Linked DNA regions of Homo sapiens: region 2 is linked to region 1. Evidence: chromatin loops called from intact Hi-C (ENCODE). Cell type or tissue: heart right ventricle. All regions are shown on one strand. Each heading gives the region's core, and the rest is flanking DNA. Links, peaks and the distances in the headings are about the cores only.

The links. Peaks named below come from ENCODE experiments on the same cell type or tissue, not always from the same donor. Only the 100,000 strongest peaks of a DNase experiment are listed, where the experiment ranks them.
Region 2: it touches region 1 in a loop (2.1-fold over the local background); 1 of 110 quality-filtered maps calls a loop at or near these places.

Annotation. Positions count from the first base shown.
Region 1 is chr5:148,470,320-148,477,103 of GRCh38, forward strand. All of the region lies in intron 2 of LOC107986462 (a long non-coding RNA gene), which reads left to right. It also overlaps a transcript of HTR4 not described here. Among named protein-coding and RNA genes, the nearest start is that of FBXO38, 90 kb to the left of the region's middle. In heart right ventricle, for the core only: no CTCF peak of the experiment used is centred there; a DNase peak (open chromatin) is centred at 3,882; H3K27ac peaks cover 3,534 bases.
Region 2 is chr5:148,701,929-148,708,712 of GRCh38, forward strand. No RefSeq gene overlaps it. Among named protein-coding and RNA genes, the nearest start is that of HTR4, 51 kb to the left of the region's middle. In heart right ventricle, for the core only: no CTCF peak of the experiment used is centred there; no DNase peak of the experiment used is centred there.

The sequences.
Region 1 (6,784 bases), core at 757-5,756:
TCTACTTGACATATGAGGAAAATTAGATACAGAAGTTTGGCAATTTGCTCAAGATCATACTGACGGTAAGAGGCCATAAGGATTCAAATGCAGGCATTCTGACTATAGAATAGGAGTTGCCAACTTTTTTAGAGTTAGCAAACTTTTTCTGTGAAGGGCTAGATGTAAGTATTTTAGGCCTTGAAGCCACATAGAGTCTTTGTTGCATATTCTTTTTTGCTTTCCTTGTTTTCCTGTTTGATTGTTGTTATTTGTTTTTATACCCCTTTACAAATGCAGAAAACATTTTTAGCTCAAGGATCACACAAAAAAACACACATATGGCTGAACTTGGCCCACAGAGCTGTAGTTTGCTAACTCTTGCTCTAGAAGTAATTTCTTTTTTTTGAGATGGAGTCTCGTTCTGCTGCCCAGGCTAGAGTGCAGTGGCAAAATCTCAGCTCACTGCAACATCCACCTCCCAGATTCAAGCGATTTTCCTGCCTCAGCCTCCCAAGTAGCTGGGATTACAGGCACCCACCACCATGACCAGCTAATTTTTGTATTTTTAGTAGAGACGGGGTTTCACCATGTTGACCAGGCTGGTCTTGAACTCCTGACCTCAAATGATCTGCTCCTTTCAGCATCCCAAAGTGCTGGGATTACAGGCATGAGCCACTGTGGGCCCAGCCTCTAAAAGTAATTTCTATTTTACAGATAAGAAAACTAAAGATCAAAAGCTTCAGGAATTTAACTAAGGCCATTCAATAAGTGCTGAAATCAGGATCTGAATCCAGTTTTGCTTACTTTCAAAAATTGTGTCAACCCACACTACACTGTCTCCGTGTATGCTGTTAAAATGTAGGATATTATTACTGAGTTAGGGATACTGTACTTTCTCCAGTCAATTTTCAAATTGAATATAGTTTCTCCTCTTGGAACAGACTTGGGGGCTAGATAGCAGGCTGAGAGCTAGCCGACCCCATGCCTAGTACAATGCCTGACACATAGCAGGCATATAATACATAACTCCCTGTTGAGTGAAATAATTCTGATTTCTGATTGAATTCAATCATTCCCCAATATCTCAGCCATTTTCCCAGACTCTTCTGTATTTTGCATTTGAATCATGCCTTCCTTGTAAAGGAAGGCAATAATATATTCCTTAATCCAGTTTCTAGGGAACCTGGAACAATTTATGAGATAATTTCCATAGAACTATGTGGAGGAAAGAAAGATGTTATACGTAGAAATATTATTTTTACAATGAGTCATTGTGCTCACAAAAATGGCACTAGAAGACTGTACTTATGACTTCTAAATAAATACATCACTAACCACAGGCAGGAAAATAGGGAGAACCTAGTGACTTTATTATAAATCACTATTGTTGTATCCACCAATACAGATTCACATTAAAGCAGGGATTTTAATTGTTATTTAACGTTGGATTTTTATTTCAGGGAATAAATGAACTTCTTAGAAATGTGGCAAAAATTGTGTGCATATGTCCAGATTTTTAGGGAAAAGATCATGGATTTCATCAGACTCTCAAAAGGATTTTTTATGCCCTAAATGTTAGCACTACAGTAGAATTGTTTCAGTGTAGTTTACCTTTGATGAGAAAAAGGGAAACACAAAAAGTTGCTGGTGTGTGGTGATCAGTACTAGGTTTTCCAGGTGTCCCTGTCCGTGTGATGCTTTCTTATACTCTCAGGATACTCACATAGGGTTCCACTCACCAGTTTCCCACTGGCATAGGTGTCTGGGTCTGCAAACCGGTCTGGAAGATTAATCACAGTCCAGGCTGGCCACAGTGACCAGCATTCAGAGCACCCAACAGGGTATATGCAACCACAGAAGGTGGCAATACAGAGTCTCTTCCATTTTATCTTCAGCCCCAAGATCAGGCCCATAGAGACTGGCATAACAAGCCCTGAGTCTATTATTTTGCATTACTAGCACTTAGCACAATGCCTGGCACACAGTGGGTGTCTCCTTAAAGTTTGTTTAAATGAAAACAAGCAAAATGGTGAAATTGATAGCATTTTTTCCTTACATTCCTGAGATGGTTAATTAGGTTGTTTCATTTCTGTTATCTCCTGAGATACTCTATCTATATGGACCCACGTGTCTTTGCCAATTAGAGAATGACTTTTACCTTGTCCTGTTTTTTGCTGGTGGTGCTGGTGATGTTGGTGTTGGTATTGTTGTTTAGTTTTATGTGGAGATAGCTAATTTGGATGCTTCTCTTTGGTATGTAGGCCTGAGAACACCCAGGGAGATTATGGTTGTTGCCCCAGGGAACTATGTCCTGTGGAAAAATGTATTAAACAGGTCAGGGTAGGCTCCATTAGGTTTCATAGACAAGGTAGTCAATGAACTTGGCCTTGGTTTTAACTGGCAGGCGATGGAAGAAAAGCATGGTTAGCAGGGAGAAGTTGCACACAGCCTGAGAGCTGAAATAGGAAGTGGGAGTTGGCCCAGTTTTACTTATTGTACTCTGAATTGGGCACTGTGTTGTAGGAGTGGATGACATATTGATGAGAAACTGGGCACTACTACATAAAGTTTTTGAGTAGAGTTGCTGAATATAGAAAATTTTAGGAGGGCATAACTTTATTTTTTCTTTTTGTATTTATTGTTGTGTGTGTATGTGTGATTTTAAAAACATCAGCCTGATGGAATGTCCAGATGTAGAGGGAAAAAAGGTAGAAGAGGCTGGGCGCGGTGGCTTGTGCCTGTTATCCTAGCACTTTGGGAGGCCGAGGCGGGTGGATCACAAGGCCAGGAGATTGAGACCATCCTGACTAACATGGTGAAACCCCGTCTCTACTAAAAATACAAAAAATTAGCTGGGTGTGGTTGTGGGCGCCTGTAGTCCCAGCTACTCGGGAGGCTGAGGCAGGGGATGGCGTGAACGCAGAAGGCAGAGGTTGCATGCAGTGAGCCGAGATCGCGCCACTGCATTCCAGCCTGGGCAACAGAGCGAGACTCCATCTCAAAAAAAAAAAAAAAAAAGAGGTAGAAGATAGCCGTAGTTGTCCTCATATGAAGTGGTGAGTAGTGAAAGACTAGATAAGTTGTATCAAAGTAAGAGAATTTGAAGAATAAATGTAAGAGACTTGGAAGATTGGAAAATAAAAAATGACTTCCTACCTGGAATATTAGACAATCAGTAATAATAACAGTAATATCTTGAATTTGTTGCCCAGTCCTACATATTTTAGAATATAGTATCTTAGTGAATCTCACTGGTCTTACTACTTTTTGCCTGGCTTTCTGTTTTTTGTGACTAGATATTTCTCACCTATTAACATAATCACTATCGGTGTTTGTTCAGTGGCCATTGAACAAAATTGATTTATGTATCTCTCCTCTAACAGCGCAAAAACACTTGTCAAGTGAATGAATAAAATTTGGTGAGGTAGTCTAGGGCATCTGTTTCATGAGAAAGCTGAGACCCAGAAGGTAAGTGGCTTACCAGAATTTACCCAGCTAGTGAGCGGCAAAATGCAAGGTGGAATCACAATCCATGTCTTTTTTTTCCCATTATTCAGTAAAATCATCAGCTGTAATAGGAAGGTCTGAATAGCAAAGAAATGCCAGGAAATTAGAGAATAAATAGAGAATGCTCTCCACCGAGACGGCTACTATTAGATGAGACAGAATTCAAGAATGATTTTGGCCTTTTAGTCTTACAAGTTCAGTGTTTCCAGATGGTTCTGTGCTGAGGAGAGGAGATGCAATAATAAGAGTGACCCTGATAAGAGTACCCTTTCCTAGTTCCTTCCACTGACTCATATCCCTTGACCAACTGCCCACTCTCTAGCTGGCTGGGACAAGAGGTCCCACCAGAAATGGTGCCTCTGCTCAGCGAGCCAAGGCCTTTTCACTTGAAGTTACAGAACCCTGGCTTGGGTTCTCTTTCACAAAGCCTTAGTAGCTGATGACTCACGACCTTCCCAGCGGCAAGTTACTGAGAATGATAAAAAGCGATCGCTATAAGGCTTTGGAGAAAGAATGTGGGGGTGGTGTGGGGGGGCTGATCTTTATCCTGGCCAAGAATTTCATCATTAAGCAGTGGCATATGGGTCCCTATTTGTACCCTATTGACAGGAAGGCCATATACTGATGATTGCCATGCTAATTCAGGGAATGAAATGACGTAACCCCCCTAATGACATTCAATACGGAGAAAGACTAAATCGAAATTAAATTATCTGATCTCGACCAAGTTTTTAAAAGTACAGATAATGTCTGCCCTTTCATTCAGGACTCCAGACCAATTTAAATGACTATTCATCCAGGCTACTAGACTACCCTCACGTATTGTAAAATATCTTCTAATTTCAGAGGGAGTGTCTCTTTAAAGTTTGGTGGCATTACTTCTGTCTCTCACCTTCTAGGCAGCCAGAAAATTAGAGCATGGATTCTCAACATAGACAGATCTAGGTTTGTAGCCTGGCTCTGCTGTTTATAACTTGCATGACCTTCGGTTAGAAACGTAGTCTCGGCGGGTGGATTACCTAAGGTCAGGAGTTCAAGACCAGCCTGGGCAACACGGTGAAACCCCATCTCTATCAAAATACAAAAAATTAGCCGGGTGTGGAGGCGTGTGCCTGTAATCCCAGCTACTCGGGAGGCTGAGGCGGAGAATTGCTGGAACCCGGGAGGCAGAGGTTGCAGTGAGCCGAGATGGCGCCACTGCACTCCAGCCTGGATGACAGAGTGAGACTCCTTCTCCAAAAAAAAAAGTAGTCTCCTTAGGCCTCATTTTACTTACCCATAAAATGGGCATTATATACAATAATAATAAAAACAATAATAGAAACTACCAATTATCTCCCTGGCAGTGTGTTAATTGCTATCATAATTTTATTTAAATTATACAACCTCATGAGTTAGGTAGTGTTAATACCTCTATTTTTAGCAATACAGAAACTGAAGCTCAGAGAAATTAATTAAGGTGTCTGAAGAAGCAAATTTGCAAATTGGGAAGCAGGGATTCAATCCAGTCAAAATTTTTTTACGAGAATTAAATGTTACCAAATATGTGAAGTGTTTAGGTAGTCCTGACTATCTTATATGCTCAATAAAGTTGCATCCTTTTACTGTCTTAGAAGGTGAAGTGAGACTCTTGCTTGGGAGACACATTAATTGGAGAGGATTAAGAGGCATATTAGGAGTGTCATAAGAAGACACTGAATGACAAGTAGATACCATTTTCCATGCGTGCAGATTATGTTTCTTCTGTGACTCCACAGCCAAATCCTTTACCATCTCCATCTTCTCCTGAATAGTCCTCTTAGCCTTTGCCTTCTCAGATTAGACAACTGGCACAGAAACAATCACTGCCTGCCACTTCCACCACTTCCCCGCTCCTGGTTTCTCAACAACCCTTTCCATATGACTCCACATACTGCTTCTGAATTTCAAATGTCATGAAATTCAGAGTAATAATAGTAACAGCTACACTTCAGTGAGAGCTTACTGTATGCCAGAGACTGTGTGCCACTATTTATATGCTTTAACCCACTGACGCCTCATCACACTGGGTGGGGAATGTGCTATCATTATCCCCTTGCAAAGAAGAAACTGAAGCTCCAAGAGTTGAGGAACTTGCTTGTGTCACACATTCAGTAACTGGTAGACTCTAGATCTCAACTTATGTCCATGTAATGTCAAAGCCCAAGTTCCTAACCAAAGACAGTTTCTCAATTTACAAATGGCAAAACTTTAGGCAGAAAGGTGCAGAGACATTCCCAGCCACACAGCAAATTAGAAAGGATGCTGCTGAAAAATCTGACATTTTATGACATCTTTCAAAGATGCTTTGTTACACTCTAGCCTGAATAACTCTCACTGGGTCCATTCTACATCTCTGGCTCAGTTCATGCTTCATTTGCTCTATGTTGTCTCAATAGATGCCATTATTGGTGAAATGGAGGCCAATGTCCTCTAAGATTACACAATGTCAAGTAACTCACAAAACTTCAGTCCGCTTCATCACAACTTTCTATAAATACAAAACTTTAAGCTTAAGCCCTTTTTCAATAGACAGGACCAAAAGAGAAAATAAACTTGCCATAACTCGGTGATATAACGGTATTTTAAAACTCTAATCTTTCTGCCACTTGAAAGAGGTGTGATAAACATCTTGATTTTATTCAAAACTGTCACAGAAAGAGTTTTCTCTTATCAGAAGGCTGCAGCTTTTGAAGTGGGTGGAGTACTAATGGCAGAGCAGCACTGAGATTTGGGACTGAAGGGGCAAAGTGGGCTGGTACAGTGGAGATGCCGTAACAATGAAAAGCTTCACATTCTTCCAAACAAATACATCCAATGAATTTATTTGATAACTTCAGTGTACAAAAACCTGTGTTGGGCACTAAGAAAAAAAAATGAGCAATAAGAATTGGCCACAGTCCTCAAGGAGCTCAAAATCTGGTAGGAGAGATCAAAAAGAACGTAATTAATGAACCACACTGAAAAGCATATCAAAATGTCACAGGAGAAGAACAAATAAAATGTTTGGGGATTGGAATAGGTCAAAAACCTCATGCAGTCCTGGAGGCTGGAAAAGACTTCAGGTAGGAGGTGGTATTTGAAATACACTATGTAAGAGGTGCCAGGGGAATCATGCCCAGTGGAAAGAACGGCAGGAGTAGTAGCTGAATGTGCAAATCCGAAGAGTTGAGCATATTCTGGAAGAAAAACTCTAACAGTGGACTTACAGAAAGTATTGGTAGGCTATGAGGAGTCCTTGAGGGATTTTGATTGGGGAAATGGCATGCTGAAACTT
Region 2 (6,784 bases), core at 603-5,602, 230 kb after region 1:
CAGATTTAACAAAGTATTCAAAGTAGCCATTAGAAATATGTCCAAAAAAACCTAAAGAAAATTATAATTATAGAAATAAAGAAGGATATAATGACAACTGCTCATCAAATAGAAAAATATCAGTATTGATAAGGTCATAGAAATTTTTAAAAAAGAAACCAATGGAAATTCTGAAGCTGAAGGTACAACAATGGAAATAAAAGATTCACTAGAGGAGCTCAACAGTAGATTTGAACTGGCAGAATAAAGACTTAGCCTACATGAAGATAAACCTATAGAGATGATACAATCCAAAGAACAGAAAGCAAAAAGAATAAAGAAAGAACAGAGCCTCAGAGAAATTTAGGCATTATTAAGTACACAAACCTACATGTAGAATGAGTAGGATAAATGTGAGATCTACAGATACAGCACTGTCAAAATAGTGAAAGTCATAGACAAGGAGAAAATCTTGAGAGCATTAAGAAAAGAATGACTCATCACTTAAAAGGAACCCAAATACAATTTGCAGATCACTTCTCACCAGAAACAAAGGAGACTAGAAGACAGTAGAATAACATATTCAAAGTGCTCAAAAAAAGGCTGCTGACCAACCAAGAATCCTATTTCATAAAAGCTATATTTCAAAATTCTAAGTACAATGAAGAATTTTCCAAATAATCAAAAACAGAGAAAAATTGCTGCTTGCAGCCATTTTACATGCAATAATAAAAGAAGTTCTCAGGCTGAAAGCAAGCAACCCTGGACAGTAATTCAAATCCACACAAAAAGAGATCATCAGTAAAGGTAATTATATAAGAGATAGTATAAATTCATATTTCTTCTTCTTCTCTTAACTGATTTAAAAGCAATTGACTGTGTTGTCTATGATTTCTTTCAGCAGAGTTTTATAGTTTTCCTTGTAGAGACCTTTCACATCCTTGGTTAGGTATATTCCTAAGTATTTTATTTTATTTTTATTTTTTGGCAGCTATAGTGAAAGAGGTTGTTTTTTATTTGATTCTCAGCTTGGTTGCTGTTGGTGTATAGCAGAGCTACTGATTTGTGTACATTAATTTTGTATCCTGAAATTTTGCTGAATTCATTTATCAGTTCTAGTAGCTTTTTGGGTGAGCCTTTAGGATTTTCTAGGTATACAATCATATCATCAGCAAACAGTGACAGTCTGACTTCTCTTTACCAATTTGGATGCCTTTTATTTCTTTCTCTTTTCTGATTGTCCTGACTAGGACTTCCAGTAGTATGTTGAATAGCAGTGGTAATAGTGGGCATCTTTGTCTTATTCCAGTTCTCAGGGGGAATGCTTTCCACTTTTCCCCATTCAGTATAGTGTTGACTGTGGGTTTGTTGTAGACAGCTTTTATTACCTTGAAGTTTGTCCCTTCTGTGCCGATTTTGCTGAGGGTTTTAATCATAAAGCGATGCTGGATTTCATCAAATGCTTTTTCTGCATCTGTTGAGATGATCATGTGATTTTTTGTTTTTAAATTCTATTTATGTGGTGTATTACATTTACTGAGCTACATACGTTAAACCATCCCTACATTCCTGGTATGCAACACACTTGATCATGGTGTATTATCTTTTTGATATGCTGTTGGATTCAGTTTACTAGTATTTTGTTGAGGATTTTTGCATCTGTGTTCATCAGGGACATTGGTCTGTAGTTTTCTTTTTTTGTTATGTCCTTCCCTGATTTTGGTATTAAGGTGATACTGGTTTCATTGACTGATTTAGGGAGGATTCCCTCTTTATCTTTTGGAATAGTGTCAATAAGATTAGTACCAATTATTTGAATGTCTGATAGAATTCAGCAGTGAATCCATCTAGTCCTGGAGTTTTTTTTTTTGTTGGCAATTTTTTTTATTACCATTTCAATCTTGCTGCTTGTTATTGGTCTGTTTGAAGATTCTAGATCTTCCTGGTTTAAGCTAGGAAGGTTGCATATTGTCAGGAATGTATCTATCTCCTCTAGGTTTTCTAGTTTATGCACATAAAGGTGTTCAGAGTAGCCTTGAATAATCTTCTGTATTTCTGTGGTATCAGTTGTAATATCTCCCATTTAATTTCTAATTGAGCCTATTTGGATCGTCTCTCTTATTTTATTGATTAACCTATCAATTTTATTTATATTTTCAAAGAACCAACTTTTTGTTTCATTATTCTTGTATTTTTTTTGTTTCCATTTAATTTAGTTCTGCTCTGATCTTTGTTATTTCTTTCCTTCTGCTGGGTTTGGTTTGGATTGTTCTTGTTTCTCCAGTTCTGTGAGGTGTGACTTTAGTTTGTCTATTTGTGCCCTTTCAGACTTTTTGATGTAGGCATTTAATGCTATGAATTTTCCTCTTGAATGGGTAGAATCAATATTGTGAAAATGGCCATAGAGTCAAAAGCAATCTGCAAATTCAATGCAATTTTCATCAAAATACTACCATCATTCTTCATAGATCTAGAAAAAGCAATCCTAAAATTCATATGGAACCAAAAAAAAAGGGCCCACATAGCCAAAGGGAGACTAAGTAAAAAGAATAAATCTGGAGGCATCACATTACTCGACTTCAAACAATACTATAAGGCCATTGTCACCAAAATAGCATGGTGCTGGCATGAAAATAGGCACATAGACCAATGGAACAGAATGTAGAAACCAGAAATAAACCCAGATACTTAAAGCCAACTGATCTCCAACAAAGCAAACAAAAACATAAAGTGTGGAAAGGACACCCTATTTAACACATGGTGCTGGGATAATTGGCAAGCCACATGTAGAAGAATAAAACTGGATCCTCATCTGTCACCTTACACAAAAAGCAACTCAAGATGAATCAAAGACTTAACTCTGAGACCTGAAACCATAAAGATTGTAGAAGATAACATCAAAAAAAACCCCTTCTAGACATTGGCTTAGGCTAAGACTTCATGACCAATACCCCAAAAGCAAATACAACAAAAACAAAGGTAAATAGATAGGACTTAATTAAACTAAAAAGCTTTTGCACAGCAAAAGAAACAGCAAAGTTAACAGAAAATCCACAGAGTGGGAGAAAATCTTCACAATCTATACATCTGACAAATGACTAATATCCAGAAAGGACTCAAACAAATCAGCAAGAAAAAAAAACAAACAATCCCATAAAAAAGTGGGCTAAGGACATGAATAGGCAATCCTCAAAAGAAGATACACAAATGACCAACAAGCATGTGGAAAAATTCTCAGCATCTCTAATAATCAGGGAATTGCAAATCAAAACCACAATGCAATACTCCTCACTCCTGCAAGAATGGCAATAATAATAATGATAATAATAATAAAAGAGGTTAGCATGGATGTGGTGAAAAGGGAACACTTTTACACTGTTGGTGGGACTGTAAACTAGTACAACCACTATGGAATACAGTGTGGAGATACCTTAAAAAACTAAAAATAGATCTACCACTTGATCCAGCAATCCCACTAAGTTATCTACCCAGAAAAAAAAGAAGTCATTATACAACAAAGATACTTGCACATGCACGTTTATAGCAGCACAATTTGCAACTCCAAAAATACGGAACCAGCCCAAATGCCCATCAGTCAACAAATGGATAAATAAAATTGGTTATATATATATATAAATTGTTATATATATATATATAACATGTTATATATATATATAAATTGTTATATATATATATATAACATGTTATATATATATACATACACACACACACACCATGGACTACTACTCAGCCATAAAAAGGAATGAAACAATGGTGGTTGCAGCAACCTGGATGGAATTGGAAACTATTATTCTAAATGAAGTAACTCAGGAATGGAAAACCAAACGTTATATGTTCTCACTCATAAGTGGGAGCTAAGCTATGAGGATCCAAAGGCATAAGAATGACACATTGAGCTTTGGGGACACAGGGGAAAGGTTGGGGTGCAGCAAGGGATAAAAGACTGCACATTGGCTACAGTGTACACTGCTTGGGTGATGGGTGCACCAAAATCTCAGAAATCACCACTAACAAACTTATTCATGTAACTAAACACCACCTGTTCCCCAAAAACTTATTGAAATAAAAAAATTAAAAATGTGAAAAAAAGCAATTGTATAAAACAATGTGGGTAGCATGTATAAGTTTGGCCTATAACTTATAGAAATATGATACATTTACCTATAAAGACCACAAAGGAAGTAGATGGAATCAAAGTTGTATCGAGTTAAGGGAATGACTGCACATGTTAACTTGAATCCATAAGAACAGTTGAAGAGAAGCAGAAATGATAAATAAGAAGGTTAATATAAGAAAAGTTATAAATCAGGGGTGTCCAATCTTTTTGCTTCCCTGGGCCACACTGGAATAAGAAGAATTGTCTCAGGCCACACATACAATACATTAACACTAATGATAACTGATGAGCTTTAAAAAATTGCAAAAAAAAAATCTCATAATGTTTAAAGAAAGTTTACTAATTTGTTGGGCGTAATTCAAAGCCATCCTGGGCCACATGTGTCTTGCGAGCTGCAGGTTGGACAAACTTGCTACAAATATACACCTCTCTCTTTTCAGCTTCTTTAAAACACACAAAGTTATATAAATTAATAATTATAAAAATATACTGTTGGGCTTGTTACATTTATAGATGTAATATCTATAACAATAATACCACAAGGAGAAGGAAAGGTAAATAGAACTATATAGAAGTAACATTTCTATATCTCACTGGAATTAAACTACTTATAAATCTGAAGTTGTTTCTGATAAGATGTATATGATAAGCTCTAAAGCAACCACCAAGGAAATAATAAAATGCATGTAGAGTCATTAAAGCTATTTAAATGGTACATTAGAAAATATTCACTCAATGTAAAATAAACCTGTGAAGAAAATATAGAAGAACAAAAACAACATGAGTCATACAGAGGACAAAATTTAAAATGGCAGACATAATCCAAGTATATTAATGATAGCATTAAATGTGGATGCATTAAACAATCCAACCAAATCAAAAGGAAGATGTTGTCAGACTGGGTTTTAAAAATAAGACCTATAATACACTGTCTACAGAAGACACACTTTAGATTTAATGATATAAATAGATTGAAAGTAAAAGGATGAAAAAAAGATATATCATGCAAACAGAAATCACCAGAAAGCTAAAGTGGCTATATTGATATCAGACTAAATAAACTTGAAAACATAAAAATGTGTTTTTTTTGTAATTGGAAGTAATGAGAGATGTTTTATAAAAATAAAAGAATCAACCCATCAGGAAGAATTGTAAATCTATATATTTACAAGTATAAATGAATGCAACTAATAATAGCACCCAAATACATGAAGCAAAAGCTGACAAGAATGAAGAGAGAAATACACAACTCAACTATAATAGTTGTAGACTTTAATATCCCGTTTTAAAAATTGACTATAACAACTAGGCTGAAGATCAACAAAGAAACAGACTTGAAATACACTATTAACTAGCTAGACCTAATAGCTATTTATAGGACACCCAACAAATTAGGAGTATATATTCTTCTTGAGTGCACATGTAACATTCTCCATGATAGATTATATGCCAGGACATAAAATAGACCTCAATAAATTTAAAGAATATAAATAATACAGAATATGTTCTCTGACTATAATTGGGAAAAATGTAGAAATTAATAGCATGGTCCTAAATCAGTAATGGACCAATGAATAAACCAAAAGGGAAATCATAAAATACTTTAAGATGAATGACAATTAAGATACAATATACCAAAGCTTACAAGATGTAGCTAAAGTAGTTTTAAAAGGGAAAAATAGCTGTTAATCCTTACATTAAAGCAAAAGAATAATCTCAATTCAGTAACCCAACCTTCCATCTTATGGCACTGGAAAAAGAAGAGCAAACTAAACCTATAGCCAGCAGAAGTAAGGAAATAATAAACATTAGAGTAGAAATTAATGAAATTGAGACTATATAAACAATAGAGAAAATCGATGAAACCAAAAGCTCGTTCTGTGAAGTGACTGACAAAATTGATAAACCTTTAGCATTTATTGGCCAAGAAAAAGAAGAGAGAAGGCTCGAAGTACTAGAATCAGAAATGAAAGAAGGGACATTACTACCTCCCTTACAGAAATAAAAAGGGTTATAGAGAAATACTATGATTACTTGCGTGCCAATAAAATAATTTAGATGAAATAGACAAATTTCTGGAAAGACACAAACTACCAAAACTGACTCACAAATAAATAGGCAATAAACCTCACCAAAATCTCACCTAACTTCTTTGTAGAAATTAAGCTGATTCCAAAATTCATATAAAATTGTGATGAATCCAGGATATTAAAACAATATTGAAACATAACAAAGTAAGAGGATGTATACTACCTTATTTAAACGCTTAGTAGAAAACAGTAATAATCAAGGAAGTATGATACTGGCATAAGGATAAACATACAGATCAGTAGAATAGAATTGAACACAGGAAATAAGCTCTTGTCTGTGATTTTAGACATGGGTGCCAAAGCCATTCAGTGCAGGAAGGAATAGTCTTTCAACAAATAGTATTGGGACAACTGGATAGCCAAATGCAAAGAAATAAAGCTGGACTCCTACCTCCTACCATATACAAAAATTAACTCAAAATGGATTAAAGGCCTACATTTAAGAACTTAAATTATCATAAAACTCTTAGAAGAAAAAATAAGGGTAAATCTTTATGACCTCAGATTTGATAATAGATTTTTTAAAGATGACACTAAAATTACAAGCAGCAGAAGAAAACGTAGATAAGTTGGACTT